2 separate regions of the Homo sapiens genome follow, and region 2 is linked to region 1. The links are chromatin loops, found by intact Hi-C in ENCODE. Cell type or tissue: gastrocnemius medialis. All regions are shown on one strand. Links, peaks and the distances in the headings refer to the core of each region. The heading gives the core; the rest is flanking DNA. Region 1 overlaps DDC (dopa decarboxylase). Region 2 overlaps COBL (cordon-bleu WH2 repeat protein).

Region 1 (14,409 bases), core at 9,145-14,144:
AATATCTAGGGCTGAAGACTGTTGTTCAGATTCTTTTGTCCCACAGGGTGTTCCCTTGATGTAGTACTCTCCCCTTTTTCCTATGGATGTGGCTTCCTGTGAGCTGAACTGCAGTGATTGTTGTCTCTTTTCTGGGTCTGGCCACCCAGGCAGTCTACCCAGCTCTGGGCTGGTACCAGGGGTTATCTGCACAGAGTCCTTCAGTGTGAACTATTTATGGGTCTCTCAGCCATGGATACCAGCACCTGTTCTGGTGGAGGTGAGTTGGGGAGGGGGTGCAATGGACTCCGTGAGGGTTCTTAGCGTTGGTGGTTTAATGCTCTGATTTTGTGCTGGTTGGCCTTCTGCAGGAGGTAGTGCTTTCCAGAGAGCATCAGCTGTAGTAGTATGGAGAGGGCCCAGTGGTGGGCAGGGCCCTACAACTCCCAAGATTATATGCCCTTTGTCTTTCGCTACTAGGGTGGGTAGGGACCGACCACCAGGCGGGGGTGGGGCTAGGCATGTCTGGGCTCAGGCTTTCCTTGGGTGGGTCTTGCTGCGGCTGCTGTGGGGGATGGGGGTGAGAGTCCTAGGTCACTGGAGTTGTGTACCTAGGAGGATTATGGCTGCCTCTGCTGAGTCATGCAGGTTGTCAGAGAAGTAGGGAAAGCCAGCAGTCACAGCCCTCACCCAGCTCCCACACAAACCGAAGGGCCTGTCTCCCTCCCACCGTGCCCCTGCCAAGAGCCCCAAGTCTGTTTCTGGGCATGGGCGAGAGGGGCTTAAAAACTTGCCCCAGGCTACCTACTTCCCAGCTATGAAAGAAAAGGGCTTGGTTTTTCCCCTCCCTCTGGAGCCTGCACACCGGATTTGCACCGTCCCCGAGTTCTGGCCAGGAGGCTTCTCATCCGTTCGAACTGTTACAATGTTCAGCTGGAGATTTCCTTCTCCCTGTGAAGTTTTACCCACTGCTCCTCTGGCTGCCTTCCCAATGGATCCCTGTGGTGCCAGCAGGAATGACCTGCTTGGGAACCCAGTGAGTTCCCAGTGCCTTTCTGCTGCTTCCTCTACCCCTGTATTTTGCTCGACTGTCTAAATTGACTCAGATCCAGGTAAAGTCGGAAACTTCTCCCGCAACAGACCTTCACTTTCTCTAGTGGGGGTGTGTGTTCAGGAGAGGAGGGTCTCCCTTTCCCGCTTCTGCAGCTGGGGCACTCACAGTACTTAGGGTGCCTCCTGAGACCTGCAGGAGCATTTCACTTCCTTCACAGAGTCTGTGGGTCCTCTCGGGATTGCTGGTTTGTTCTTGCAGTCAACCTGGAGCTAAAATTCACAAATGTGAGCCTCCACACGCTGCTCTGTCCAGTGCTGCAATCTCAATCTAGTCCTGCCTCCCATATGCCATGATGATTGGCCTTAGGTATAAATGTAAGGTTCTTTCAGTTATTTTCTGAGCCTGTGTCTTTTCTGGGTATGTGTGATGACTTTCTAATTTCCCCTACATAGGTGTTAGTCTTTGAATATCCAAGTCTTCACACTGTCTGTATCCTTAAAAAGGGAAAAGAGGAAAATAAGGGGGGAAAAAGGCACTGGCCCTTTTTATCCCCCAGAAGTCACTTCAGTTGGATAAGGTGGGTCTTGCAGCAATGGGCAGGGTGTACAACAATGGCCACCACCTCTTTGCACCTGTGACTGGGATCAGTAATCAACAATCAACAATCAAAGTGCAGACTCCCAATATTTGGAGGACAGTTCCCTTTTTCTCACTTTGGCTCTTGCAAGCTCTGTGCAAGCTGCTCCAGGGACACATGCTCAGCTATGTGCCATGGGCCTGGGGGTGGTGGATGGGTAGGTACTACTGTACTAGAGCTAAAATTGACCAAAATTAACTGTATTTTCCTGTCCAACCCTTATATTGAAGTTGCAAGCCTTCAATAGACCCCAGAGTTTCAAAATAATTGCATCAAACAGATTCTGCCAGTAGGTAAAAGTTTTGTTTAGCTGGGAGACAGATTTCCTGGTGCTTCCTACTCCTTCATCTCCTCTTTACCCTATATCTGTAATGCTCTTTTTTATCCCTGACAATTTTCTTTAACAATTTTCTTGATCCACTTTGTCTAAAATTAATATAGCTATTCCAGCTTTATTTTCATTGGTGTTAGCATGGTATATTTTTCTACATCGCTATACCTTTAATCTGTATCTTGACATTTAAAGTGCATTTCTTATACAGAAAATATAGTTGGGTCTTGTTTTCTTACCCATTCTGACAGTCTGTGTGCTTTATTTTATTTTTAATTATTTTAATTTTAATTTTTTATTTCAATAGGCTTTTGTGGAATAGGTGGTGTTTGGTTTTGTGGATAAGTTTTTTAGTGGTGATTTATGAGATTTTGGTGCACCCATTACCCTTTTCAATTAGTGCATTTAGACCATTGATATTTAAAATAATTATTGATGTAGTTGGATAAATATCTACAATATTTATTACCTTTTCCTATTTGCTGCTCTTATTCTTTGTTTCATTTTTGGTCTTCTATTCTTTGCCTTCTCTTGTTTTAACTGAGCATTTTATAGAATTCCATCTTTTCTTCTCTCTTAGTATGTGAATCAATTTTTTTTCTTTTTCTTTTTTTCTTTTTGAGATGGAGTCTCGCTCTGTCGCCCAGGCTGGAGTGCAGTGGCGCGATCTTGGCTCACTGCAACCTCTGCCTCCCAGATTCAAGCAATTCTCCTGCCCCAGCCTCCCAAGTAGCTGGGACTACAGGCGTGTGCCACCATGCCTGGCTAATTTTTTTGTATTTTTAGTAGAGACACGGTTTCACCGTGTTAGCCGGGATGGCCTCAATCTCCTGACCTTGTGATCTGCCTGCCTCGGCCTCCCAAAGTGTTGGCCAGGCTAGTCTCGAAATCCTGACCTCAAGTGATCCATCTGCCTTGGCCTCCCAAAGTGTTGGGGTTACAAGCATGAGCCACCATGCCTAGTCAGATTTTCTTTCTTTACATCAAATATTACAAGCATTTTTTTCAGGTCATTATATATATTATATAAAAGTATAATTTTGTTAAAAAAAGTCGCATAGTACTCTATTATATCTCTATCTTTCCCAGCTATCTCTCTCATATATACATATATGTACACACATACATATAACATAAATAAATATAAATGTAATTTATTTAATAGGAATTCACATATATGTACATATATGTATGTATTTGTATTTTATGTATTCATAAAATTCATATTTTATGAACTCCTATTAAATAAATTATATATTATTTTGTGTGTGTGTGTGTGTGTGTGTGTGTGTGTGTATAGATATATCCTAATATCCTAGCAATAAGCTAGTGTTAAACAGTTGAGTTTTTTTTTTTTTTTTTTTTTTTGAGACAGAGTCTCGCTCTTTCGCCCAGGCCGGAGTGCAGTGGCGCTATCTCGGCTCACTGCAAACTCCACCTCCCAGGTTCATGCCATCCTCCTGCCTCAGCCTCCTGAGTAGCTGGGACTACAGGCGCCCACCACCGCGCCCAGCTAATTTTTTGTATTTTTAGTAGAGACGGGGTTTTACCGTGTTAGCCAGGATGGTCTCGATCTCCTGACCTCGTGATCCGCCCGCCTTGGCCTCCCAAAGTGCTGTGATTACAGGCGTGAGCCACCGTGCCCTGCCATCTTACTTACATTTTTTTTTTTTTTTTTTTGAGATGGAGTCTCACTCTGTCACCCAGGCTGGAGTGCAGTGATGTGATCTCAGCTCACTGCAACCACTGCTACTTAGGTTCAAGTGATTCTCCTGCCTCAGCCTCCCAAATAGCTAGAATTACAGATGTGCACCACCACACCTGGCTAATTTTTGTATTTTTGGTAGAGATGAGGTTTCACCATGTTGGTCAGACTGGTCTTAAACTCCTGACCTCAAGTGATCTGCCAGCCTTGGCCTCCCAAAGTGCTGGGATTATAGGCATAAGCCACAGCACCCGGCCTACTTACATTCTTTCTTGTAGTAATTGGTGCACTTAAAAATTTTATTCATTTACTTATTTACTTATCTATAATAGCTTATGTAAACAAAGTAAATAAGTAAGATACATAAGTGGCCAGGTGCGGTGGCTCACACCTGTAATCTCAGCACTTTGGGAGGCCAAGGTGGGCGGATCATGAGGTCAGGAGATCGAGACCATCCTGGCTAACACGGTGAAACCCCTTCTCTACTGAAAATACAAAAACAAAATTAGCCGGGCATGGTGGCAGTCACCTGTAGTCCCAGCTACTTGGGAAGCTGAGATGAGAGAATGGCCTGAACCCCGGGAGGCGGAGCTTGCAGTGAGCTGAGATGGCACCACTTCACTCCAGCCTGGGCAGCAGAGTGAGACTCCGTCTCAAAAAAAAAAAGATACGTAAGTATCTTATATAAGTAAGATAAGTAAATGAGAAAATTTACTTATCAGAATTTCTTGGGAATGATTTATAGCCCTGAAATTACTTAATGAAAGAGATGGGTTTTTTTTCCCCAAGACTTTGATACATACTCTCACATTCTACTTCAAAAACATTGTACCAATTTATACCAAAAGTTTCTTTATAAAGAGTTATTAAACATAAAAGTCATGTTAAAATAGTGACTTCTACTGAAAGAAATGTAATGGTGAAATTGCTGGAAGTGCCAAGTAATACAGGCACTAAGAAATGACTCATTCATTCATTCATTCATTCATTTGCTAAGAGGAAGTAATTTACGATTTTCTTAGGAGTTTATTTACTAGAGTGTCTGTGGGTGAAATTCAGATTCCACTGGGCAAATGAGGAAATGAAAAATGTGGGAATGGATTCCTTTATAAAGAAGTTTGCCTGTGAAGGAAAGAAGAGTAAATAGTGCCATTGCTGGAGCAAGTTGGGCCGAGGGAGATGTGCTGAGAGAGAGATTTATCTGTGCATGTGAAGGAGCTGGTGGAGGAGGCAGAAGCACGAAAGAGAAGACTACACATTTCATTAAGAGAAACAAAATCAAATTTTATTTTCTTTGAGGAAGATGGAAGGACCAAATTAATATGCCTCTGTTGGAATTTTGCCCTAAAGACCAAAATTCCAGAACATTCTGCTGATAGAAGCCACAGATGTGGGCCAATTGTAGGTATCGGATCAGAGAGGAGAATCACTTTTTTGCCGTAGACTGCCCCATGCACCGGCACCGTACCAGCCCTGGAGGTGTGTGGCGAGCCATGGTCCCTTTCCTCATGGCATGGTTCTTGGTGGGGAAGACAGGTATGTTCCCATCTCCACGCCATTTGATGAGAACAATGCATATATACATGGGTAGAGGGCGCAAATAAACTTCCTAGAGGGGATTTGGAAAGCCTGTTGCTGAGAGAGAACACAGGAGCTGTGTCAGGGGATATCCAGGCAGGTACTTCTGGGCATGGTGCCTTTCTTGTTGGAGGGAAGAGGGCTGCAGCGTACAGAGATCAGAAAAGCACAGGACATTCCAGGAAATGCACCTTGTTTGTTGTCTTTAACTGGCAGCCAAAGGATTGTAAAGCTGGAGAGAGTCTGGGCCCTCATAGGAGAGGGGTTGGAGCCTGAGCCTTGTCTCACTGCCCAGCTGTGCCCTTGTGGTTATAACTGGGCATGTGCATAATGACTATATGCGTCCTTCTGGGATGTAGCCACATGGTCTTCATTATATTCTCAAAGGGGCTGTAGATCCCTTAAAATTGAAGACTTGCTGCTGAGGGCAAGGGGCACATTTGGCAGGGTTTGAACCAGAAAAGCTGAATCATTGCCCTTCCATGAACAGGCTTGGGGCTTGTAATAAAGTTTCCCCTTGTTTCTCAGGACAGCTTGCTTCCCTAATGAGCCAGCTTGATAAGGTCGGGCCACAGAGGGCGATGCCTGCGAGGCACTTACGTGAGCACAGAGGGCTAGTCGAAGGGGCAAGGATGCAGAAGAGAAGGTTGTGCTGGGCTCTGCCACTGCAGGAAGACTGTGGGCTCTTTGAGATGGAGGCCTGAACTGTCCCCTACCCCTCCTTCCCCCTGCACAAATGTGATTATGCCTCTGCAGAGCGCCTGGAATCAGGTTAGCGTCATTGAGCAATGCTGAGCTGGAGTAATCAGAGCCTGGAGCGGAGCAGGTGCTGGCTTTAAAGTGGCTTCTGAGAATTAGGACAGGCTGACTTGTAGCTCAGCCCCACGTAGACAAGCCACTTAGAACACTGTCCTTGCAGCCCCCAGGCCTCCTCCTTACCACAGCAAAGTGCTTGGGTTTGTTGGAGGGGCCTCTGGCATGGCCCAGGTGCTGAGCTCGTTAACTGATGTTCAGGGACTGGTGTCCCAGGGGTCCTGTTTGCCCAGCATGTGGCAGGACAACAAGAGCTAACCAAGCCTGGGGTCACATTTGGTCTGCTCCTGCCTATCTGGGTGTCCTGGGACAATTACCCACCTCTTGGAGCCTCACATAAGTCAACTGTAAAGTGGGAATCACGAGCATATCTAACTCATAAGGTGGTGGCAATTAAATATCATATAGGAAAGGCTGTCAGCATTAGGCCTGCTGCAGAGTTAGCCGCAAAGAACATCACCCCTATTCTCAACCTAGGCCACTGCCAGGACAAGGCCGGGTTTTATTGTTTCTGCAAAGATGTTTCATACTCAGAACAAAAAAAATCAGTAATTACATAAGAATCTAAGAATAAAGGTTTATGTTAACCAAAATCTTAAGAGAAATGCAGTATTACTGTTTGGTGAACATCACTCTAGATACTCTTCTATGCACACATTAATAGAGAGAAAATAATTTTAATAAGGGCACATTTAATAAATTTTTAATAATAGAAGTTATTGGCTGGGCATGGTGGCTCTCCCCAGTAATCCCAACACTTTGGGAGACCGAGGTGGGTGAATCACCTGAGGTCAGAAGTTAGAGACCAGCCTAGCCAACATGGTGAAACCCCGTCTCTACTAAAAATACAAAAAATTAGCTGGATGTGGTGCCTGTAATCCCAGCTACTCGGGAGACTGAGGCAGGAGAATCACTTGAACCCAGGAGGTGGAGGTTGCAGTGAGCTGAGATCGCACCACTGCACTCCAGCCTCGACAAAAAGAGTGAAACTCCATCTCAAAAAAAAAAAGTTATTGCATTTAGTTTAGTGTTTAACTGAAGAAAGTCAGATGAAACAGAAGGAATTGCTAAACTAGAGATATGTCATTTCTAAGATATGACTCTGGGAGTTGAGAAAATAAGTTTCAAGCAATATTAATATTGTTAAGTCATTCTTTTTCGCTATTCTCTTAAGGATAAAGATAAGGCATTCTAAGACTCTCATGCTCTACAAACTGAGTAGCCAGGTGTCTTAGACAAAGTGCTTTAACATTCAATTATATGTCAAGATGAAATTGCAAATAGCAGAGAAAAACAACACACTGACTTCAATTCCCACTAAATGACTTATCTTGCCAAAATGAAACAAATGCGGAGAATTATTGATGCTTGACATGAGGAGGGGACATCCAGAGGTTAAGAAAGGATGCTGACAGCACCAGGAGAAACATTGAGGTATGCAAGATGTTAGCCCGTTGGCACCTGATAGACCGGGCAGGTCTGTAAGTGCAATACGTTGCTTTGTAGGTAAGAAAAATAAAGCCCAGCCAGGTGCCAATGTGACATGGAGTTGGGCCTCCAGCCCAGGTCTCTGTGCCCCACATACATGGTTTAACTATCTGTATTCACTGTGCCTTTTTACTATCTGTGCTTCTGATGCTGTGACACCTTTGGGTCTTGCTGACCCTGGAGGGACTGCCCTTCTCAGGGAGAGGGGTTTCCTAGAGCTCTTAAAGGACTCACTTGCAAGTTCACCTTTCTTTTCTTTTCTTTTTTATTATAAGTTCTAGGGTACATGTGCACAACGTGCAGGTTTGTACATATGTATACATGTGCCAGGTTGGTGTGCTGCACCCATTAACTCGTCATTTACATTAGGTGTATCTCCTAATGCTATCCCTCCCCACTCCTGCCACCCCATGACAGGCCCCGGTGTGTGGAACTCAAACAAATTTGTAAAAAAAAAGCAAATTCACCTTTGAAATGCAAAATCATCAGTACAGAGCTCCTACCCCAGCATCTCCTCTGTGGGGCTCTCACACTCTGGGCTACTATCCTCCTGCCCTGACCACTCAAGGGCTAGGTACCAGACATCTAGGGACAGCCACTGCTCCAAATGTGACCTGGAGCAGACCAAATGCGACCCCAGAGCCCACTGAAATTATTCAAACCAGCCGATCCTAATCCTGCTCACCCTTGCCCTGCCTGGTTCTTCCTGTGGAAACCACAACACAGGCCCTTGCCGCTGTTTTTCCCCCACCCCTCTGCTGCCCAACTGATCCTCGTGCTTCCCCATGTCCCCCTCCCCTTGGGGACTGTGAGGAACAAGCTGTTTTTAATGGCAGTCATCTCCTGACTTGTTGGGCTCACCATCCTGAACAAGAAGAAAGCCTACATTTAAACAGACTGCCCCTCCTGCGCCTGAGGGTAGCCCCTTGGGGGACTGACTCCCTTGGGCATAGCTCAGTGACACAGAGAGCCCTTCCAGAGTCCAGCCAGGACCTGTTTTGGGCCCACGCCCCGGGGTTTGGCATGGAAAACTCTGGTCCCTGAGCAGGCATCGCTCTGTCTGAGAAGTACCTTGTCCAGCCCAGCCACCTGTGAGAGGAGCAGGGCAAAGCTGGTGAGACGAACCTTCTGCAGGCTGACTCTGTGCTACCTGGGCATGAACACTTTGTCTCTCTCTAAAAGGAAAAGTTGGTTTCCAGGTGAAATGCGAGGCAGTCATAGGTGAAATGGAGCCACAAAGGTCTCGAACTGGGGTTCTCACATACGAGTTTCTGACCTCTCTATCTTTATCCTCAGGACACATGGCATTGCTAAGACTTTACAGGGGGCTCAATAAAGGTCACACAAATTTAATTCTATTCCACACTCTTGTCGCATCTGCAAAGAAATTTCATTATCTAGACTGCATGACATCCATAAATCAATTAGGCCCTTTGGTTTTGTAAACATAATGTGCGTTTTGATCCTTTGGAGAGAGCTGTTTCAATTCAGCAATAGGTTTCAGCATCTATGCAATGTCCAGCAAAGTGCAAATGCTCAGCCCAACACAAAACAATGAGACAGGGTCCCTGGCTTTGGGAGCATCATGGGTCTGGAGGGAGAGACAGACATGTGTGTGGGGACAACACAGTCAGGCTGTGCCAGTGCGATCGTGGCACCACAAGGTCCTCAGAGCTCGGGAGAGGCCGCAGTGACTCCCAGCCCGTATTTTCTGGGTTGTGTGACTGACAGCACTCAATGCTTTCTCAGAACATCCCTTTTAAAATTATTTTCAATGTCAGCAGTGTTTTCTCATGACCTCCTGAGGATTTAATTAATCTTTGGGAACAGTATCATTCAGAAAGAGAAAGGCAGCGGATTAAAGCTGGTAAATGATACTCTTGCTCAAAATCCTAGTGTGACTCTTAACTGATGCCAAAGTCTGTTCTGAAAGAAGCATTCCATGAGTGCCTTGGGCAGTCTGGGCCCTGCTGGAGGGAGACTCATCTCTACTGCGCTTGCTCTGCTCTGTGCATTGCACATGGGTGTATGCACACACACACGTGCACACACACAGACACACACACACCCCCCCAAACTAGGAAAAAATCCCAGGCTTCTGCTCCATAGTAGTAACTATGTTCTTACATTCTCTATATATGTATATATATACACACACATATATATATAGAAAATAAAATATATACACTTGTGTATATTTTAATTATAACTTAATTATAAATTTAATTAGATTATAATTAAATTAAAATGTATATATGGAATATAAGAACATAGTTACACTAATGTTACATAGAACGTTAATTAAAATTTAACAAAAATATACACACATACATATATATGTATATTTAATAAAGTAGAATATAGTATATGTATATTTACTAAAGTAGAATATAGGTATCATTGTCCAGGTGGTAGATTGCTTCATGTCTGCCCCAAGGCACCCTGGAAAATCTTTTGCAACTTCCCGGTTTCTAACCTCAGAGCTTAGTTTTCTGTCTGCAAATCTGTTTCTCTTAACCTGTTATGATGCTTTCACCCAAAGATTCAATGTGCATCCATGGGCTTACGTTTCCATGTAGCAGACATTCATTGGGATCTCGGCTCATGGCCCCAGGTTGGACCATGGGGCAGCAGTTGCTTGTGTGGAGGTTACAGCGGTGACTGGCACCTGGGGAATAAAAGGCTGTCTGCTTTTTACCCTCTAGATGGTTGCCACCCTGGGGACCACAACATGCTGCTCCTTTGACAATCTCTTAGAAGTCGGTCCTATCTGTAAGTATCCGATTCCATTTTCTTTTTGGAAAATGTTCTCTGTACACGGGGAATTTAGCAAACCTTCCTCGTTGATCTCTTTCTTGTCGTTAACTTCATATTGTGATGGTTTGCCCAGCTCTTCTCGTATTTGCAATAACACAAACCTCATTAGCTTGAACTCCACAAACTCAGAATTTGGGCTAATTGGAAAAGAACTGAGCTTAGTTCTACCAACACACTATTTGTAAGAAAAAAAATCCGAGCAATATAGAAGTTATGTAAAATTGCAGGTTATGTTGGCCCTGTTGAGGAGAATAAACTCTTCAAAATCTTAGAGTAACCACCTTCATATGTGGGTCGTGCATACACCTGATATGAGAATTGTCCACACTTGAATTTAATTCTTTGGTATATCCCTTTTTCACCTTTTTTTGGAATTACTGAATGCAGTTAAGAAAATTGCTGAAGGTAGTTTAGCAAATCAACACAATGAAACTGGATTTCGCCAAGGAATAATCTGTGCTTCAGATGTTTTCCTGGTCACTCTCACCTCCTCCCTTCCTCATTCAGAGATCCTAGGTTTTCTCATTGAGACTAGGATGCTGTGTTTTCAAAAGGTGAATGTGAATGAGCAGCTCTGTTTCTAGAGTTTCACCTTTGACATGTAGCTCTGGGAACTCAGCAGGTCTTGAAGCTGCTTCTGTGGACAGAAGAACCCTCGTAGGGCAGGGACACTGGCTCAGGGGGCTCCCCCTTTCTCTGTCCCTCTAGGATGGGAATGTTCTGACCGCTCGGCTGTGAGTGGAGCTGCCCAAGTGGGGCCTTCAGATCACATACCTGTGGCCTGTGCCAGATCCCACAACAGCTACCAGGGAATTGGCTTCCTCCTTAGTCTGCACAAGCCAAGCACAGTTCTCACCTCTCCTAACCCAAGAGTCACCCATAGTCCATACTCAGAGGAGTGGACCCTCCTCTCCTGGGCGTTGGCCTCCCTTCTTGGGGTCAGCAGCTGGGGAAGGCCGGTGCTGAAGGTGCAGGTGCCTTTGTGTGAGCTAGACATGAAATTGGTGACAAGGAAGCTAGGGTGCAGCCCAGGATCCACCCCTGAATCTTACATTCTGAGCTTCATTTATGCTGTCTGTAAAGTGAAGAGAAAAACCCCACTTGTGCTCATAAAATAACAAGATTTCCCCACACGATTATTCAGAGGATAAATTAATGCAGGGAAAATGCACCATCCCAAAGGTAGAGTGCATTGCTGCACAGCAAGGAATGCAGTGCTGGGAACTACTGGGAGGTGGGTGGCATAGACTTACCCGCTCTCACAGGGTTTATGCTCCACCGTTTATGCTCTGTGGCACACAGCTGTAAGAACAACTGGCGGGAAGTGGTCGTGCACAGCCCCGGGCTGGGGAGAAGGGATAGAACTGGCTGACTCAGGACTGCAGCCACAGCATTGGCCTCATCAGCTGCAAACCTTCATCAGCTCAGCCAAGCAACTTGGAGTCCTCTGACTCAGATGTCAGGCTAAGAACTGAATGTCCTGGCCAGTAGCTGGCTGATGTAATTCCCTAGGGCTATCGGATTTAAAGGGCCGAGGTCTTCTGCTGGATAGAGCCCACATGGCCTGCTGTCCCCTGGGCCAAGTGTGGGCTGCCCGCTGGACCATGGAGATGACAGCCAGCGTGTGTCACCTGCCAGTCACAGTCCCCTGGATGGATCCAGCTCAGGCCTTCCTGCTATCTGGGGCCCCCTCTTCTTTGTAGAGGCTGGAGGCTGTGCACAGAGCTTGATTTATGATTTGTTTGGTTTGAAACACTGAGGTTGCTTTTGGGGTTGTGCAGAAGGAGCTGACATGGGTGAATGCCAAAACCCTTTCATCCATTGGCAGAATGCATAGGGGAGGTCAGTTTTGACAATTCCTTTTTTTTTCTTTATTTTTGAGATGGAGTCTTGCTCTGTGGCCCAGGCTGGAGTGGCACAATCTCAGCTCACTGCAACATCTGCCTCCTGGGTTCAAGTGATTCTCCTGCCTCAGCTTTCTGAGTAGCTGGGATCACAGGCACATGCCATCATGCCTGGCTAATTTTTGTATTTTTATTAGAGATGGGGTTTCACCATATTGGCCAGGCTGGTCTCAGACTCCTGACCTCAGATGATATGCCCGCCTCAGCCTCCCAGTGTGATGGAATTACAGGCGTAACCCACTGTGTCCGGCCAACATTTCCATTTTTATTGATGGTGTTATATTACTAACTGTTGGTGGTACCTTAACAATTAAGTCAGCACCCTTTTACCTACTTTCCCTCTCCTGCTACCATTTTCCTATCACCAGATATTTAGCATTCTCCAACTCCAAGCGGGACTGTTCTGAGATCCTGAGCTGACCTTATTCTATATATGATTAGAATAATCTAACATAATTCAGATAAGTTATTCACCCACCATCATTTGACAAAGAAAACAAATCAGAAGATGGTTTTCTTCCAATTGCTGCCTTAGGAAAGACATTTTCTTTTTATTGCATTTGAAATGATTTGCCAGTGAGGGTATTCAGATTGGTCTGCTTGGATGGATCAGTTGTCTGGCAGGTTTTACTGAGAAGATGGAATACAAAAAGTGGATAGTTGAAGTCAGTTAGGTTGCCGATGGGGAAGTGGGGAAACTGAGGACGAGGGTATGGGCTGAGTTGGGGAGGCCATCTCAAGGTGTGAGGAAGGGAATAGCACAGGGCAGGCAGCCAAAGCTGCATCCTGAGGTGCCAGCATAACTGAGAGAGGACGTGCAGCTGGAGGGGCAGCCAGGCCTGCCGCAAGTTCCTGGGAAGTCTCAGAAGGAAAGAGTCACTGACAGCAGGAAGCTGGAGGGGTGTGAGCCTGTCCCATCCCTCCCCACTGAGGCAGCCTTGCCTCAGGGCTAGGTGTGCCCCTGGTGCATGCAACTTCTCAAGCTCTGGCCGAGGGTCTCTGTGTCTGCCTGGTTCCTAGATGGGCCGTGCTATGCAGTGTGTGCTGTTAGTGGATCACATATGAGATGCAGAATGCAGAATGCAGAGGCATGCCCACAGCTCCATGCATCCCCATGGAAACCAGAGAAGCCCTTCAGAGTCCACTTCCTTTAGGGGTCTGTAAGTTCCCTTCTGCAGGAGTTGTAGGCCAACTGCAAGCTTAGAGAGAACACAGTCCTCCACAAAGCTGATAAAAGACATAAGGCGTTTCAAAGCTTTGACTCAGTTTAATCATCAGGATGAAAGCCCTCAGTTGGATTAAGGTCAAGTGTGTCCTGCGGACACGGATATCCACCCCAGGGCATGGGAGGCCAAAGGTCACAGAGCAGTGTGGACCTGAACCGAGGCTTAGGGGCTCATCACTTCCCCCAGAATCAGTCTCACCTGGTGCTTGCATAACCCCAGATGGATGCAGCAGTGAGCCAGGAAGAGCACAAGGCCTTAGGATTTGCAGAGTTTCTCCCTGAGGAGTCACTCAGTAATCATGGGATGTCCATGCCTGTAGCTCAGATCAGCGGTAAGGTTGAGAAAAACCTCAGATCACATCATAAGATAGGTGTAAATTTGAAGCTTGCTGTAGTCTGAACGTTTGTGTCCCCCGCAAAGCCCATTTGCTGAAATTCTAACCTAAGGTGATGGTATTGGAGGTGGGGCCTTCCAGTGGTAATGAGGTCAGCACAGTGGAGCCCTCCTGATTGGAACTGTGACTAATTAGTGCCCCTGAGAGTCTCACGCCTCATTGCACAATGAGCACCATGGATGGTGAGTGAACGGTGAATCCATGGATCCCTACAAATGCATATGCTGACCCTGACACCTACCCCACGGTACCCTGACACTGGTATCCACCCTGTGAGGTGAGGGTGGCTCGCGCCCTCTCTGTGGTCCTTCACCCTTCAACTCTTACTCTCCTGGGTGCCTAGGGCTGAGAGGCAGCAACCATGGAAGCCACATTTATTTCTCCCCTACTCAGTGCTGGGGTCCTGGCAAGCACATTGTAAATATTCCCTTGCTCATCCCTTGGGCCTATGGGTACTATTTCATCTCCATCTTCCTGGGAGGA
Region 2 (16,203 bases), core at 5,785-10,784, 790 kb before region 1:
TTTCTGATGGTTGGCTTTTCCATGTATCAAGGGCTGCATGTGGTAGTTTTCTTTATAGAAGTATGTATTGTTGTTTATGTAAAGATTTTCAAGGCCAGGCATGGTGGCTCAAGCCTGTAATCCTAGCACTTTGGGAGGCTGAGGCGGGCAGATCACCTGAGGTCAGGAGTTCGAGACCAGTCTGGCCAACGTGGCAAAACCCCGTCTCTACTAAACATACAAAAAATTAGCTGGGCATAGTGGCAGGTGCCTTTAATCCCAGCTACTTGGGAGGCTGAGGCAGGAGAATTGCTTGAACCCGGGAGACGGAGGTTGCAGTGAGCTGAGATCGCACCATTGCACTCCAGCCTGCATGACAGAGTGAGACTCCATCTCAAAAAAAAAAAAAAAAAAGATTTTCAAAATGATGAAACTTAGCTTACCATGTTAAGAACAACAACAAAAGATCTCAGGTACTGAAAGGTGATCACATGCCACAGTTGGGACAGTCCCAGTTAACACCTGGTGTGATTCCTAATAATGCCTATTTCACCTACCACATTGCCCTGTCTGGACTATACATGTTATGATTGCTCAGCCTTGATGCTGAGTCTACCTACGTAAAAATGAGGGTGGGATTCTTCCCCGGTGGGTGTTAACCAGGGATGTGCAGCCGAGTCACCGAGGAGCTTTGGAGTAGAAACATACCTCAGCTCTTTGCAGGGGGATGCTGCCTGGGCCAGCAGAGAGGGGACTCAAAAGAGGGTTTGAGGGTGCTTCCCTGGTGATTCAGACGTCCAGCCTTGGCTAAAGATGATCCTTTCATTCATCATTCAGTATTACACCCAGCCATCAATTCCTTAAATGTGTATTAGTTGAGATGTTGTTCCAGCTCCCAAGGTGGCCAGCCTGGGAGTTCTATTTAGTTGAAAAGACCTGAGTGCATACAGCATGGTCGTTTTCCAGTACAAGAATTTCCTCTTCAAGAAATATGTGTTTGTAACGCACTTCACATGGTTTAACCAAATTGCTTTGGAAAAAGGCGGTCCAGCCCAGATTGAAAGCAAGCTCTCGTCCTATACTTAGCACCTCCCTGTGAGTAATCAGCAACATCAAAATGCCCATACATCCTTGCAAGCAAACATCTACCATGAAACAAAAACTATTCCGTAAAATACTTTCAGAGTCATTTATCAAATTGATTTGCTGCAGTATTATTTGCCCCCCAAAAAAGTTATCTTAAGTTGTTGATCAAAAAAGAAATGAAATATTTAACTTGTGTAAAATAACTTTACACAAGTTAACTTTGGTAAAAAAGCAAAACCAAAAACAAAAGAATAGAAGAAGAAAGTAAAGCCAAGCTTAATTAAAAAAAAATATTGCACGCCTTCATTTAATCAAACATCTCCCATGTTAGGACAAACTTTACATTAAAATAATATGTGTATGATTGTCTCTGTGTTGTCATATTGTCCTACATATTATGAAGGTTTAAATATGAAATGATCCATTTTTCTGATGTAGGATCATTTTAAAATGGATTTATTTAATTGGCTCATGAGTTTAAAAAACTCAGTATTAATTAAAATTCACCTATGTGCTGATATCATGGGTGTCCCTGCTCTGACAGATCCCACAATAAAGAAGGGAGGACTGATCTCTAAAGTCCATTACAACAAGTGTTATCATAGAGATATGTGCAAAGTGCTTCATGAACACCCAGAAAAGAAGGAGCGGAGCAGTTAGTTCTACTTGTAGGGTGGGGCTTAGATAAGTCAGGTTTATTTTTATGGAAGGCCTTCTCAGAAAATCATTTTGCTGAAGCAGTTCTTAAATATAACACTCCTTCCAGACCTAAGCCCCAGCCAGGCCAGACAAGCTGTAACTATCCCTAAGATTAGCTTATGTAAATAGTAGCTTAGGGATTACTCAGTGAGGGTTTTTAAATTTTCATTGATCACTTAGGAGGGTAAAGAAGTATGGAGAAGTGCAGACTTCTGTGAGGCTGCCAGGATTTGAAATTTTTCGGAAAGGTTAACAAGAAAGTTGAGATTAGGTTGGCCACAAGTTCTTGGGCTTTGATGGCAGTTGTTGGACACATCATCTGTAGGGACCTACAGAAGGCCAGAGGCACAGAACAGTTAACACAGAATGTGAACTGATGGCCCTGGAAGGGTGTTGTACATATCCTTGTCTCCAGGATGTCGTGTTTGCTTTGCTGGGTGTGTCCCAATCCTTGCAAAGTAGTTGTTGTCAGTGACAGTCTGAAAGGACAGGCCTGTATCAGTGACTCTGTACTACATATCTAGGCATTTGCAAGATTATTTCATTGGTCCCAGTTAATTGGGCAGTATTTTTTTTGAAAAATGTTTTTTAATGTATGTATTTTTAATCGTTATTTTTTTGCCCTAATTTCTGGGATACATGTGCAGAATGTGCAGGTTTTTTATGTAGGTATACATGTGCCATGGTGGTTTGCTACACCTACTAACCTGTCATGTAGGTTGTTTTTTTTTTTTTGAGCCAGAGTCTTGCCCTGTCACCCAGGCTGGAGTGCAGTGGTGCGATATCAGCTCACGACAACCTCTGCCTCCCCGGTTCAAGCGATTCTCCCTCCTCAGCCTCCTGAGTAGCTGGGATTACAGGCATCTGCCATCATGCCTGGCTAATTTTTGTATTTTTGTAGAGATGGGGTTTCAACACGTTGGCCAGGCTGGTCTTGAACTCCTGACCTCAGGTGATCTGCCTGCCTCGGTCTCCCAAAGTGCTGGGATTATGATTGAGAGCCATTGTGCCCGGCCCGTCATTTAGGTTTTAAGCCCCTCATGCATTAGGTATTTGTCCTAATGCTCTCCCTCCCCTTGCCCCTACCCCGCAACAGGCCCCAGTGTGTGCTTTTCCCTAATTGGGCAATATTTTTTAAAATAAACAATTTTGATAACTTTAAATAAGTGATACCAGTAAAACTTTAAATTCTATATAAATGGAGCATAGACCATGTACAAGGACAATGCTAGATCTACAGGGGGTATAAAAACATGCTTATATTGCTGGACCCCAAGGATGACATGGTTTGGTTAGAGGCTAGCAATATCAAGTACAGAAAAATATTAAACCTTTACTTAGAATTAAGACCAAAATGGTTTTTTTTTTTTTTTTTTTGAGATGGAGTTTCACTCTTGTCGCCCAAGCTGGAGTGCAATGGTGCGATCTCAGCTCACTGCAACTTCTGCCTCCCAGGCACAAGTGATTCTCCCACCTCAGCCTCCTGAGTAGCTGGGATTATAGGCATGTGCCTCCACACCCAGCTACTTTTATTTTTTTTTTGTATTTTTAGTAGAAATAGGGTTTCACCATGTGGGCCAGGCTGGTCTCTACCTTCTGAGCTCAGGTGATCCACCTGCCTTGGCCTCCTAAAGTACTGGGATTACAGGCATGAGCTCTGCGCCCTGCCTTTTATTTATTTATTTATTTTTATTTATTTATTTATTTATTTATTTATTTATTTATGTTTTGAGATGGAGTCTCACTCTGTTGCCCAGGCTGGAGTGCAGTGGCATGATCTCTGCTCAGTGCAGCCTCTGTCTCCCAGGTTCAAGTGATTCTCCTGCCTCAGCCTCCTGAGTAGCTGGGACTACAGGCATGTGCCACCATGCCTGGCTAATTTTTGTATTTTTAGTAGAGATGGGGTTTCACCATGTTGGCCAGGCTGGTCTCGAATTCCTGACCTCAAGTGATCTGCCAGCCTTTGCCTCCCAAAGTGCTGAGATTATAGGCATGAGCCACCTCGCCCAGCCTAAGGTAGTTCTTGACTGTTGAAAAACTTAGGCAAATAGCTACAGACTGAGTGCCTGTCACTTATATACTGGGAGCACTGTGCATGATCCAGCACCCTTACCGAGCATGGGACGACCTGGGAGCACTGTGCGTGACCCAGGACCCCTTACCAAGCATAGAATGACCTGGGAACACTATGCATGATCCAGCACCCCTTACTGAGCATGGGACAGCCTGCCTTGTAGCCAGTGTCTGTTGGTTCTCACTTATGGATGAATTTCTTCTTTTTCCTCTTTGTGATTGAGAAGGTGTACTGTATTTTGGAGCTACTTTACTGAGGGATATTTATGTACAATAAACTATACATATTAAGGCATACAGCTTTATGAATTTTGATGTGTGTGACACCCTTGAAACTGTTACCACAGTTGAGATACAGAAGTTTTTCTGTTGCTGCTCAAAGGTTTCTTGTGCTTCTTTGCAATCCATTCCTCCCTCTCCTGCGCCCCTCAACCACCATTGATCTGTTTTATTTATGTAGGTGGCATCTTTTTGTCAAATTTTTTCACTTGGCATGATGATTTCATGGTGTCTCTATTGTTCATCCCTCTTTATTGATGAACAGTATACCATCATTAATTTACAACAATTTGTTCTCCCATTGATTGACATTTAGGTTGTTTTGGGGTTTTAGCTATTACAAATAAAGCTATTATGAACATTCATTTATAGTTTTTGTATGGACATGTATTCCCTTTCTTTGAGGTAAATACCAAGGAGTGGAATGGCTGAGTCACATTGTAGATGTTATGTTTCATGTTTTACAAAACTGCCAGGGTTTCTTAGCTGAAAAGTAATTTGGTGAAAACAAAACAAAGCAAACAAACAACTACAAAAATGCCAGGCTGTTTTCCAAAGTAATTGTTTCTTCCTCTTCTAGCAGTGGATGAGAATTAACAGTTGTTGGGTCAGTCTTTAATTTTCACCATTCTAGTGTGTGTGAAGTTTATTGAATTTTAAATCTAAACTTTTTGATTTGGCGCATCACATGTGTTTAGTAACTTATTCCTTCAATTCTGTCATTGTGTCACTCAAGGGAAAGTGGAATCCTGGCCCCAGGGTAGCAGCAGCCTTGGCTGTGGGGTGCATGAAACCTGTGTGCCCAGGCCTGGGATACGTGGGCATCCCTAGAGGGCCCTGCTCCTCTTTACTCAGGGCTGCTCGGGGCCTGCAGGGGCTGCAAAGAGTTGGGCTTGGGCAAGCCACGGGCCTTGGAAGGAGCTTTGCTTTCTAGGCTCTGGAGTGTGGAGGGAGGAGGGGACAGAACAAGATCCCAGACAGGAGGGACCCTCCACACAGGGGAGTGCTCAGCCTGGTCTCCCTCAGAGCTGGCAGCAGGTCTCACAGATGTGTGCTGAAGAGGCTAAAGGAGAACAGCTACCTAGAAATGCACAAGAATGCCTTTTGCGTCAGCAAATAGAATGTGTCCCTTTCTAATACCTGGCTTCAGGAAATAAAGGGGCCATTTAAAGAATGTGATTAGGTTGGCTGAATTATGTTTTTCCAGCTTCTGATGGACGTTTTTTAATGTCTTTATCAGTCATATTTAAATAGTACTCATTCTAATCAGATTCTTTAAAACATAATACTCTTGGAATGGATGACTTTTTATGGGATTTCCTCAAATATAATAATCAACAGTCATTGATTTGAAGATTCATTTCATTCCATTCAGTGGGTACCTTAAAATGACAAAATGGACATGGAACCTTTCAAATGTAAATAAAAGCAGAGAACATAGTAAAGAAATCGTATGGGTCCATTAATGAGCTTTGGCAGTTTTTAACATTTGGCAATTCTCCCACTTTTTTTTTTTTTTTTTGAGTCAAAGTCTCATTCTGTTGCCCAGGCTGGAGTGCAGTGGCACAATCTCGGCTCACTACAGCCTCCGCCTCCTGGGTTCAAGAGATTCTCCTGCTCAGCCTCCCAAATAGCGCCCTCCACCACACCCAGCCAATTTTGTGTTTTCAGTAGAGACAGGGTTTCACCATGTTGGTCAGGCTGGTCCACAGCTCCTGACCTCAGGTAATATACCTGTTTCAGCCTCCCAGCAATGCTGGGATTACAGGTGTGAGCCACTGTGCCTGGCCCCACTTCTTATTTTTATTTTTGGCTTGAACGTTTTAAGGCAAAAGCTCCCCATTCTATCTTTTCATTTGTAAATACTTCTGTGCTGATTGTGCACTGATAAATCTTACTTTTTTTTTTGAGACGGAGTCTCGATTTGTTGCCCTGGCTGGAGTGCAATGGCGTGGTCTCGGCTCACTGCAACCTCCACTTCCTGGGTTCAAGTGATTCCCCTTCCTCAGCCACCCGAGTAGCTGGGATTACAGGCATCCACCACCACACCCAGCTAATTTTTGTATTTTTAGCAGAGAGAGGGTTTCACCATGTTGGCCAAGCTGGTCTTGAACTCCTGATCTCAGGTGATCCGCCTGCCTCAGCCTCCCAAAGTGTTAGGATTACAGGCATGAGCCACCATGCCTGGCTTGATAAAGCTTGCTTTTTTATGACTGTCACCTCATTACCCTGCCTGACAGTAATTCCTTAATGACAGCTAATTTCCTGTCCATACTTAAATTTCCCAGATTGTGTTCAAGGTAACTTTTTACAGTTGTATATGATCCTTGTGCTAGGACTCCTGGCTAGGACTTTGGAAGACACAGAGGTTGGCCTCAGCAATCTCCTTTCTGGTGACTCTGTGAATGTGCCCTCACAGTTCATGTCTGTATCTTCTGGTCACTCAGACACCCCTTGTGTGTCTGTGTGCCTCAGCCTTGCTTGTGGTCCCCGAGATGCCTGTTCCCCGCTGTGCCCCTCAGTCTTTCTTCGCTGCCTCGCGATGGCTTGCTGGCTCTAACAGGGATTTCTGCTTTCCTTGCTCTGGCGCTCCATGCAGCTAGCCGTTCATCTGTTTATTCAGTCATACCCCAAGGGTTGTGAGCCCCTGGCAGGAATGGGCACTGTGCAAGGTGCTGGAGACCTAAAGAAGACGTGGCCTTTGCTCTTGGGGAGGATGGTGAGGGGCAGAGGCAGATTCCATGCAGTACAGTGTGGTGTTGCTATGGCAGACACCAGCCGGAGGGAAGGGCACACACCTGGGGAGGCACCCTGCTTCAGGGAGTGGCACTGGAGTTCCTACCTGAGGTCAAGGTGTTCACATGGAGAGGGGAGTATGCATGGTGCCAGAAAGGGTGCTGGCCCAGGTGTCTGGGGGAAGTGGGATTTAGCATATTAGTATTCAGGGTTATTATTTGAGCAGTTTAATCTTCCTGAAACTCACAAGGAGGGGCCGAGGCTGAGGTTGTGTGGGAAGCTGGAGAGAAAGTCAGGGCAGTAGGGAGCCCAGGAAGGCTTAAGCAGGGTGGGGCGAGCCTAAATTTGAATTTAGAAAGATAGCACACATCTTTCACGCACCCTTTGTTCTGATATCTGTGTTTATTTAGGGGTAAACTAACTTCTGATTAAGACAAGATTTAAAGGAAGGCTGAGCACAAATCATTTTACAATGTAGACAAGCTTTTTCCAAGCCAGCAATCTGAGTTGTGACATTGCAGGTTTCACATTATCTCTGCTGGAAAGGACCCTGGTGATCACCCGGCCAGGCATTCTAGTTTGCCTGTTCCTTCAGAATCCATGTTCCCCAATGATTAGCAGTCAGATTTCAAAATAATGCAAATTAGATGTGCTGATGGCACACATTGTCCTCTGGTAACCAGTAGCACATAATTTATGCCACTGGCATTGTGACTTGCCCATTCTATTGAGTCTCTGTGATTGGTGTATGCATTTGATTGTGTTTGCTCAAGTCCAAGTGTTGATCTTGAGCAGTCACCACCTTTCATTCAGGTTGCAAATATGACCACCCTAAGGTTACTGCTGCTCATGTGGAACATTTTGCTTTGCAGCATCTTAGGGGTATTTCTGTTTTCCTGAGCTGCCATTTTTCTCTGTATCTCATTTGTTTTCCCAAGGCCCTCGTATAGGGCTGGCATGCAGGAGGATGAACAAAAATAGACACAGGAAACCAGGCCAAAGAAAGGCAGAGAGGGGAGAGATATCAGCCATGAAAGCAAATCTGTGTCCTGCAATTGAACATCAGTTCGGTCTTTATGTTTCTGACAAGCTGGGCAACAGGGAAACAATAATTTCCATAGTTCTCATTATTGAAAGTAGGACAAGTTGCGTTTCCTCAAAGGAGGCGTCATTGTTTTTGGCACTGAAAGGTAATTACTTGTAGTTGTTTGTTCTGATCACTGCTGTTCACTTCCATTCTGTGGCTTGCTGGGAGTGTTCACATATAATTTGCAGACATTGTTAGCACAGCTACTGTGTGCAAGGCACAGAAGTGTTTGAGACTGAGTCTTATTTCTGGAATAAGGAGAGGTGGCACTCTAGGACGGGAGGTAAGCAGGAGAGCAGATGGGCAGGATCAGCACATGAAGGTCCTCTGAGCCCTGCTGCCCGGCAGAGCTCCGTTGTAGGCAGTGGAGGAGCCATGGAAGATCATAAGCTCCTGTTTTAGAAAACAAGCTCTGGCTGCTTTGTGGAGGGCCACACCCGAGTGCAGTGACACAGGATCCAGGGAGGGCTGAGAGGAAGTGTCAGCAGGAGGGCAGTGAGGTCTGTGGCTCTGGGAGCCTAGAGTCACTTGGGAGGTGACTTAGGAGAGCAGACAATGAGAACACAGAGAGGGAAGGACACAAGTATGTAGAACGACTTGCAAAATAATCAAATGATAGACTTGTTCCCAATTGTTATAACATCATTTGTTGAAAAGACTATTTGGGAAAGAATAACAATTTAAAAAGGAAACTGTTATGAAACAATCAGTTGCTGTCCATTCCTCACTGGACCCTGAGCACCAGTGCGGTGGGCATGCTGGGAGGAGATGCTGCTGACTTTAGACTATGCAGGGCTCTGTTCTCCTTTCTCTCTGTGCTATCATTATGCACAAGTGGAAACAAGACGTTTTGGCCCTGCACTCCTGAGGACTATTTTATATTGTTCTTTACAGTTTTAACCCTGATGACTTCTTATATTGTTCTTGTTCATATTTTAACAAGGACAGGTTGAGTAAATTAGTTGCATACAATTAGTTGAGTAGGTAGAAGAGTATTTCCATAGATATCCATCTTGAAGACTAGTATTTGAATTCAGTTCTTATTTCCCATTTGTATTTTCTAAAATTATTATTTATTTATTTTATTTTTTGAGACTGAGTTTTGCTCTTGTTGCCCAGGCTGAAGTACAATAACGTGATCTCAGCTCACTGCAACCTCCACCTCCTGGGTTTAAGCGATTCTCCTGCCTCAGCCTCCCGAGTAGCTGGGATTACAGGCACCCCCCAACCATGCCTGGCTAATTACTGTATTTTTAGTAGAGACAGGGTTTCACCATGTTGGCCAGGCTGGTCTCGAACTCCTGACCTCAGGTGAGCCACCTGCCTCGGCCTCACAAAGTGCTGGGATTACAGGTGTGAGTCATCACGCCCAGCCCCATTTTCATTATTGTTGTTTTTTCTTTCTTTCTTTTTTTTTTTTTTTGGAGACTGTTGCCCAGGCTGGAGTGCAGTGGCGGGATCTCAGCTCACTGCAACCTCTGCCTCCCGGGTTCAAGCAATTCTCTTGTTTCAGCCTCCCAAATAGCTGGGACTACAGGCGCCTGCCACCATGCCTGGCTAATTTTTGTATTTTTAGTAGAGACAAGGTTTCACCTTGTTGGTCAGGCTGATCTCGAACTCCTGAACTCAGGTGATCCACCCGCCTCGGCCTCCCAAAGTGCTGGGATTACAGACGTGAGCCATCATGCCTGGCCCCCATTTGTATTTTTTAAATTTTACTTTTTAAACCAAAATGGAGTCCAGTTGACTTCTTTCATAATTCCATGAATTTTAACATGTGCATAGATACCACAATTAGCACACAGAACACTTTCATCACCCCAGCATTTTCTTTTGTTCTCTTCCTGGCAACCACTGATTTGTTCTCCATCACTATAATCTTTTTTGAGAATGCCCTATAAATGGAATTGTAGGGTATAACCTAACCTCTTTCGCACAGCATACTGCCTTTGAGATTCAGCTCCTTTCAGTCAACTGTCAGTAGTTCATTCATTTTTTTTTCTTTTTTTTTGAGACAGAGTCTCACTTTGTAGCCCAGTTATTATGCAGAGTCATCTTCTATCATATGGGTCCACCACTGTTTGTTTACCCATCCACCCATTGCAGGACATCTGGGTTTTCTCCAGTGTTTTGTGAGTGTGAATAGAGCTGCTATAAACATTCATGTACAGGTGTTTGTGTGAACCTACAGTTTCATTTCTTTAGGGTAAATACCCAGGAGTGGGAGTGCTGGGTCATAACTATATGCATAAAGTGTTTAACATTTTAGGAAATTGCCAAATGGTTTCCCAGAGTGTCTGTACCATTTTGCATTCCCACCAGCAGTGCATGAGAGCTCCAATTGCTTTGTATCCTCACCAGCACTTGATATTTTTAAGATTGTTTCATTTTAGCTATTCTTATATATTAGTATTACATCATGGTTTTAACTTGCATTTACCTAAAGGCTAACGATGGCGAAGCTTTATGTGTTTATTTACCATCCATATGTCTTTTTGGGGGAAATCTTTTGCCTGTCTTTTAAGTCTTTTGCCTGTTTTTCAAAGGGTTGTTTGTTTTCTTATTCTGTGGGATTGTTTTTATTTTTTGATTTTTCAACTTTTATTTTGGAATAAGAGGGTTCATATGCAGTTTTGTTACATGGGTATATTGCGGGATGCTGAGGTTTGGGGAATGGCTGATCCTATTATCCAGGTAGTGAGTGTGGTACCCATGCTCCTCTCCTTTCCTCCCCACCTCCAACATCGCCAGTGTCTGTTGTTCCCATCTTTGTGTCCATGTGTACTCAATGTTTAGCTCCCGCTTGTAAGTAACAACATGCAGTATTTGGTTTTCTGTTCCTGCATTAATTCACTTAGGATAGTGGCATCCAGCTGCATCCATGTTGCTGCAAAGGACATGATTTAATTCTTTTTTATGGCTGTGTAGTATTCGATGGTGTATATGTACCATATTTTTTTAATCCAGTCCACCATTGATGGGCACTTAGGTTGATTCCATGTCTTTCCTATTGTGAATAGTGTTGCAGTGAACATATGAGTGGCATGTGTCTTTTTGGCACAATGGTTTCTTTTCCTTTGGATATATATCCAGTAATGGGATTGCTTCATTGAATGGTAGTTATGCTTAAGTTCTTTGAGAAATCTCTAAACTACTTTCCACAGTGGCTGAACTAATTTGCATTCCCATCAACAGTGTATGTATTCCCCTTTCTCTACAGTCTCACCAACATCTGTTATTTTTTGACTTTTTGATAATCACCGTCCTGACTAGTGTGAGATGGCATCTCATTGTGGTTTTGATTTGCATTTCTCTGATGATTAATGATGATGAACAGTTTTTTCATATGTTTCTTGGCTGTTTGGATATTTTATTTTAAGAAGTATCTGTTCATGTCCTTTGCCATTTTAAAATTAGATTTTTTTTTGCTTTTTTTTTTTTAGTTACTTGAAGTTTCTTTATATAATGTGGATACAGCTCCTAGGTCATATGTGATTTGCAGATTTTTTTTTTTCAGTCAGTATCTTGTGTTTTTATTCTTTAGCAGTGTCTTTGGAAGAGTAGAAAATTTTAATTATGAAGAAGTACAGCTTTTTTTTTTTTTTAAACTTTATGCTCTAGACATGATTTAGGCACCATATCTAGGAACTCTTGCCTAACCCAGGCCATGAATATTTTCTTGGATGTTTCTTCTGAAGGTTTTATACCTTTACTTTTCCATTTAGATCAGTGGTCCATTTTGAGTTAATTGTTGTATAAGGCATGTGACTTAGGTCGAAGTTCTTCTGCTACTTCTCATTTTTCTTTGGCATAGGGTATCCAATTGTTATAATACCATTTGTTGAAAAGACTGTCTTTCGTCTATTTAATTGCCTTTACACCTTCATAAAAAATCACTTGAATATATTTATGTGGATCTATTTCTTGATTGTCAGTCTTGTTTAATTGATTTATAACTGTTGCTTCACCAATATCACACTATCTTGAATACTGTAGCTTTATAGTAAGTCTTAAGGCTATGTAATGTGATTCCTCCAACATTCTTATTTTTCAAAATTAGTTTGGCTCTTCTCATTTCTTTGCCTTTCCATATAAATTTTCAGATCAGTTTGTCTATGTCTACAAAAACAGCCATGCTGAGAATTTGAAATTTTGTTAAATCTGTAAATCAATTTGAGTCGTCTGACCAATGAATATATGTCTCTCCATTTTTCTAGGTTTTCTTTGATTTCATTAACCAGTGTTTTGTAGTTCTCAGCATACAATCTTACCCATGTCAACTAGACTTATACCTAAATACTTTACTTTTTTGGTAGATGTTTGTAAATGGCATTTTAAAATTTTAATTCCTAATTATGGATTGTTAGTATAGAAATATACTTGATTTTTGTGTGTTGACTTTGTATTCCATGAGCTTGCTTTAAACTCTATCAATTCTGTGAGGATTTTTGCTTTTTTTTTTTTTCTTTGCAGATTCCTTGGGATTTGCTATGTATGTCTAGAAAAAAGGTGTGGTTTATTTCTCTCTGTCCAAATTTGATGCCTTTTATTTGTTTTTCTCTTCTTATTGTACAGTGTAGATTTCCAGTAAGAAGTTGAATAGCTGGGCACGGTGGCTTATGCCTGTAATCCCAGCACTTTAGGAGGCTGAGGCGGGTGGATCACGAGGTCAGGAGTTCAAGACCAGCCTGGCCAAGATGTTGAAACCCTGTCTGTACTAAAAATACAAAAATTAGCCAGGTGTGCTGGCACGCTCCTGTTTTCCCAGCTACTTAGGAGTCTGAGGCAGAGATTTGCTTAAAACCAGGAGGTAGAGGTTGCAGTGAGCCAAGATTGTGCCACTGCACTCTAGCCTGGGTGACAGACCAAGACTCTGTCTCAAAAAAAAAAAAAAAAGTTGGATGGAAGTAGTGAGAATACACACTCTTACCTTGTTCCTGATCTTAGGGGAAAACATTCAGTCTTTCTTTGTGAAGCTTGATATTGGAGGTAGGTTTTTTTATACCTTTTTTTTTTTTTGAGACGGAGTCTTGCTTTGTTGCCCAGGCTGGAGTGCAGTGGTACGATCTTGGCTCACCACAACCTCTGCCTCCTGGGTTCAAGTGATTCTCCTGCCTCAGCCTCCTGAGTAGCTGGGAGTACAGATGCATGCCACCATGCCCAGCTAATTTTTGTATTTTTAGTAGTGATGGGGTTTCACTATGTTGGCCAGGCTGGTCTCGAACTCCTGACCTCATGATCCACCTGCCTCGGCCTCCCAAAGTGCTGGGATTACAGGCATGAGCCACCATGCCTGGCCTTATAGCTATAGTTTAATAGGCTTAGGAAGTTTTTTTTTTTTATTTCTAATTTACTGAGACTTGTTGATACTGAATTATATCAAATGCTTGTCTTTGCTTTGATTGATACACGCATGTGATTTTTCTTCTTTAAACTGTCAGTATGGTGAATTACATGAACTGATTTTCAAATATTGAACCAGCCTTGCATTCCTGAGATTAAACCTCCTTGATTGTAGTGTATTATTCTTTTTTCTTTTTTTTTTGAGACGGAGTCTTGCTCTGTTGCCCAGGCTGGAGTGCAGTGGCGCAATCTCTGCTCACTGCAAGCTCTGCCTCCCAGGTTCACACCATTCTCCTGCCTCAGCCTCCCGAGTAGCTGGGACTACAGGCACCCGCCACCATGCCTAGTGCTTTTTTTTTTTTTTTTTTTTTTTGTATTTTTGGTAGAGACGAGGTTTCACTCTGTTAGCCAGGATGGTCTCGATCTCCTGACTTTGTGATCCGCCCACCTTGGCCTCCCAAAGTGCTGGGATTACAGGCATGAGCCACCGTGCCCAGCCTATTCTTTTTATATATTGCTAGATTCTATTTTTTTGAGGAATTTTGCATCTGTATTCATGAGAGATATTTGTGTATAGTTTTCTTGTGATGTGTCTGTCTGATGTTATTGGTGTTTTTTCATTTTTTGTTTTTCATTTTAAATGCTTAGTAAAATTGGCCAGTGAAACCACCTGGGTCTAAAAATTTCTTTTTTCATAATGTTCTTAAGCTACAGATTTGGCCAGATGCGGTGGCTCACAACTATAATCCCAGCACTCTGGGAGGCCGAGGCAGGCGGATCATCTGAGGTCAGGTGTTTGAGATAAGCCTGACCAACATGGTGAAACCCCGTCTCTACTAAAAATACAAAAATTAGCTGGGCGTGGTGGTGCGCACATGTAATCCCAGCTACTCAGGAGGCTGAGGCAGGAGAATTGCTTGAACCCAGGAGGCACAGGCAGCAGTGAGCCAGGATCGCGCCCCTGCACTCCAGCCTGGGCAACAAGAGCGAAACTCCATCTCACAAAAAAACAAACAAACAAAAACTACAGATTCAAATTTTTAAATGGGTACATTTGAATTATCTATTTAATCTTTAATGAGTGTATGTTGGTAGTGATTTTTGAGAAATTGATCTGTGTCATTTAAAGTTGCTGAATTTATGTGTGTAGATATGTTCATAGCATTCCCTTATTATTCTTGTATTGTCTGTGGTCTCTGTAGTGATATCTTCTTTTTTATTCCTCATGTTAGTAATTAGTGTCTTCTCTCTTCTTTGTCATTCTTTTTATAGGTTTCTCAGATTTATTATAAAAAATCTTTTGTGGTCATTGTTTTCTATTGCCTTTTTTCTGTTTCAGCAATTTCCTTGTATATGATTTGGGTTTGTTTTGCTCTACTTTTTCAAATTTGATTTAAATGGAGGTTTAAATGATTAGTTTGAGAATTTTCCTCTCTTATATACGCAGTTAATGCTCTACATTTCCTTCTAAGCACTTCTTTATCATCATCCCACCAGTCATGATTTTTAAAAGCTGTATGCTCAAGTCCCTCAGAGTTCTCTTTCTCCATGCATTCTGTAGTCATATATGATTACATTTCCAAGTGTTTATAGATTTTATGGTTATCTTTGTTACTGATTTCCGGTCTAATTTCAGTATGGTTAGAGAACATACTTTTGTATGCCTTGTAATTTTTTTTTTTTATATTTGGTAAGGTTTGTTTTATGTCCCAGGAGATTGTCTATCTTGGTTAGTGTTCTATTTGCTGTTGAAAACAATGTATTTTCTGGTACAGTTGGGTAGAATTCTAGTAATGTCAATTAAATCAAGTTGGTTGATTGTATTTGTGAGTTCTTCTATATTCCTGTTGATTTTCTGTGTATGAGTTGTATTGATTTGTAAGAGAGTATTGTCTCAAAAGTTAATTGTGGTTTTATCTATTTCATTGTTGTTGTATCTATTTCAAAGCTTCATTGTCAGGTGTATTGAAGTTTAGGATTGTTATATCTTCTTGTTGAATTGACTCTTTTATGTAATGTCTCTCTTTATCCCTGGTAATTTTCTTTGATTTGTCTGATGTCTGTACTTTGATATTAATATAACCATCCCAGCTTTCTTTTGAGTAATATTTGTAGGTGTGGTTTTTCATCAGTTTACCTCTAACCACCTACATAATCATATTTAAAGTGAGTTTTTTGAAGATAGCATGTAGTTAAATAATATCTGTCTTTTAGTTGGATTGTTTAGACCATTTACATTAAATAATTATATTAAACTATTACGTTACATCAAATCATTTGCATAAATGAAGGATAATGGCCTATCATCTCTACTGATATTTTTGGATTTAGATCAACCATTTAACTATTTTTTTCTTTGTTGCCTGACTTGCATTCTTGTTTCTTCTTTCCAATCTTTGAGTTGTTTGAGATTTTTTAGTATCTTATTTTAATGTATCTACTGGGATTTTTAGTATATCCCTTTGTTTATTTTCGTGGGTTTTCTAGGGATTAAAATAATCAAACTTCTCACAGTCTCCTTAGAATCAGTATTTTACCATTTATGTGGAGTATAACTTACTATTACATAGGTATCCTTCATGGTTATGTGTTACATCTACATTTTAAAGAACTCAAAAAAGAAGAATCATGTATTGGCCTAGATGTTTAACATGTCTGTTCCTCCTCATGTTCCAAGTTTTCTTTCCATACTATTTCTATTCTATCTGAAGAACTTACTTTAACAATTATTCTAGAACAGGCCTGCTGGCAGTGAATTCTCTTTGCCTTCATTTGAGAATATCTTTGTTTCACTGTCATACTTGAAGGATATATTTACTGGATATAGTAACATGGTTTACAGTTTTTTTTTTTTTTATCTCAGTACTTTAAAAGTTGTTTCGACTTCATTCTAGCCATTGTAGTTTCTGTAGTCATTCAGA

Evidence for each region. A loop is a pair of places that touch in the nucleus more often than their neighbours do. Peaks named below come from ENCODE experiments on the same cell type or tissue, not always from the same donor. Only the 100,000 strongest peaks of a DNase experiment are listed, where the experiment ranks them.
Region 2: a loop joins it to region 1, with 3 times the contacts of the local background. A loop is called at or near these places in 1 of 110 quality-filtered maps.

Annotation. Positions count from the first base shown.
Region 1 is chr7:50,499,941-50,514,349 of GRCh38, reverse strand. It overlaps DDC (dopa decarboxylase), which reads left to right. Exons shown (of 15, transcript NM_001082971.2): 7 at 10,291-10,357. Among named protein-coding and RNA genes, the nearest start is that of DDC-AS1, 25 kb to the left of the region's middle. RefSeq lists enhancers at 129-763, 11,468-11,967, 11,705-11,999, 11,968-12,469. In gastrocnemius medialis, for the core only: no CTCF peak of the experiment used is centred there; DNase peaks (open chromatin) are centred at 9,219, 9,569, 11,899, 12,359 and 1 weaker place; H3K4me3 peaks cover 545 bases; H3K27ac peaks cover 4,538 bases.
Region 2 is chr7:51,281,582-51,297,784 of GRCh38, reverse strand. The region is part of intron 1 of COBL (cordon-bleu WH2 repeat protein); the gene reads left to right. Among named protein-coding and RNA genes, the nearest start is that of COBL, 27 kb to the left of the region's middle. In gastrocnemius medialis, for the core only: no CTCF peak of the experiment used is centred there; a DNase peak (open chromatin) is centred at 8,394; H3K4me3 peaks cover 949 bases; H3K27ac peaks cover 4,423 bases.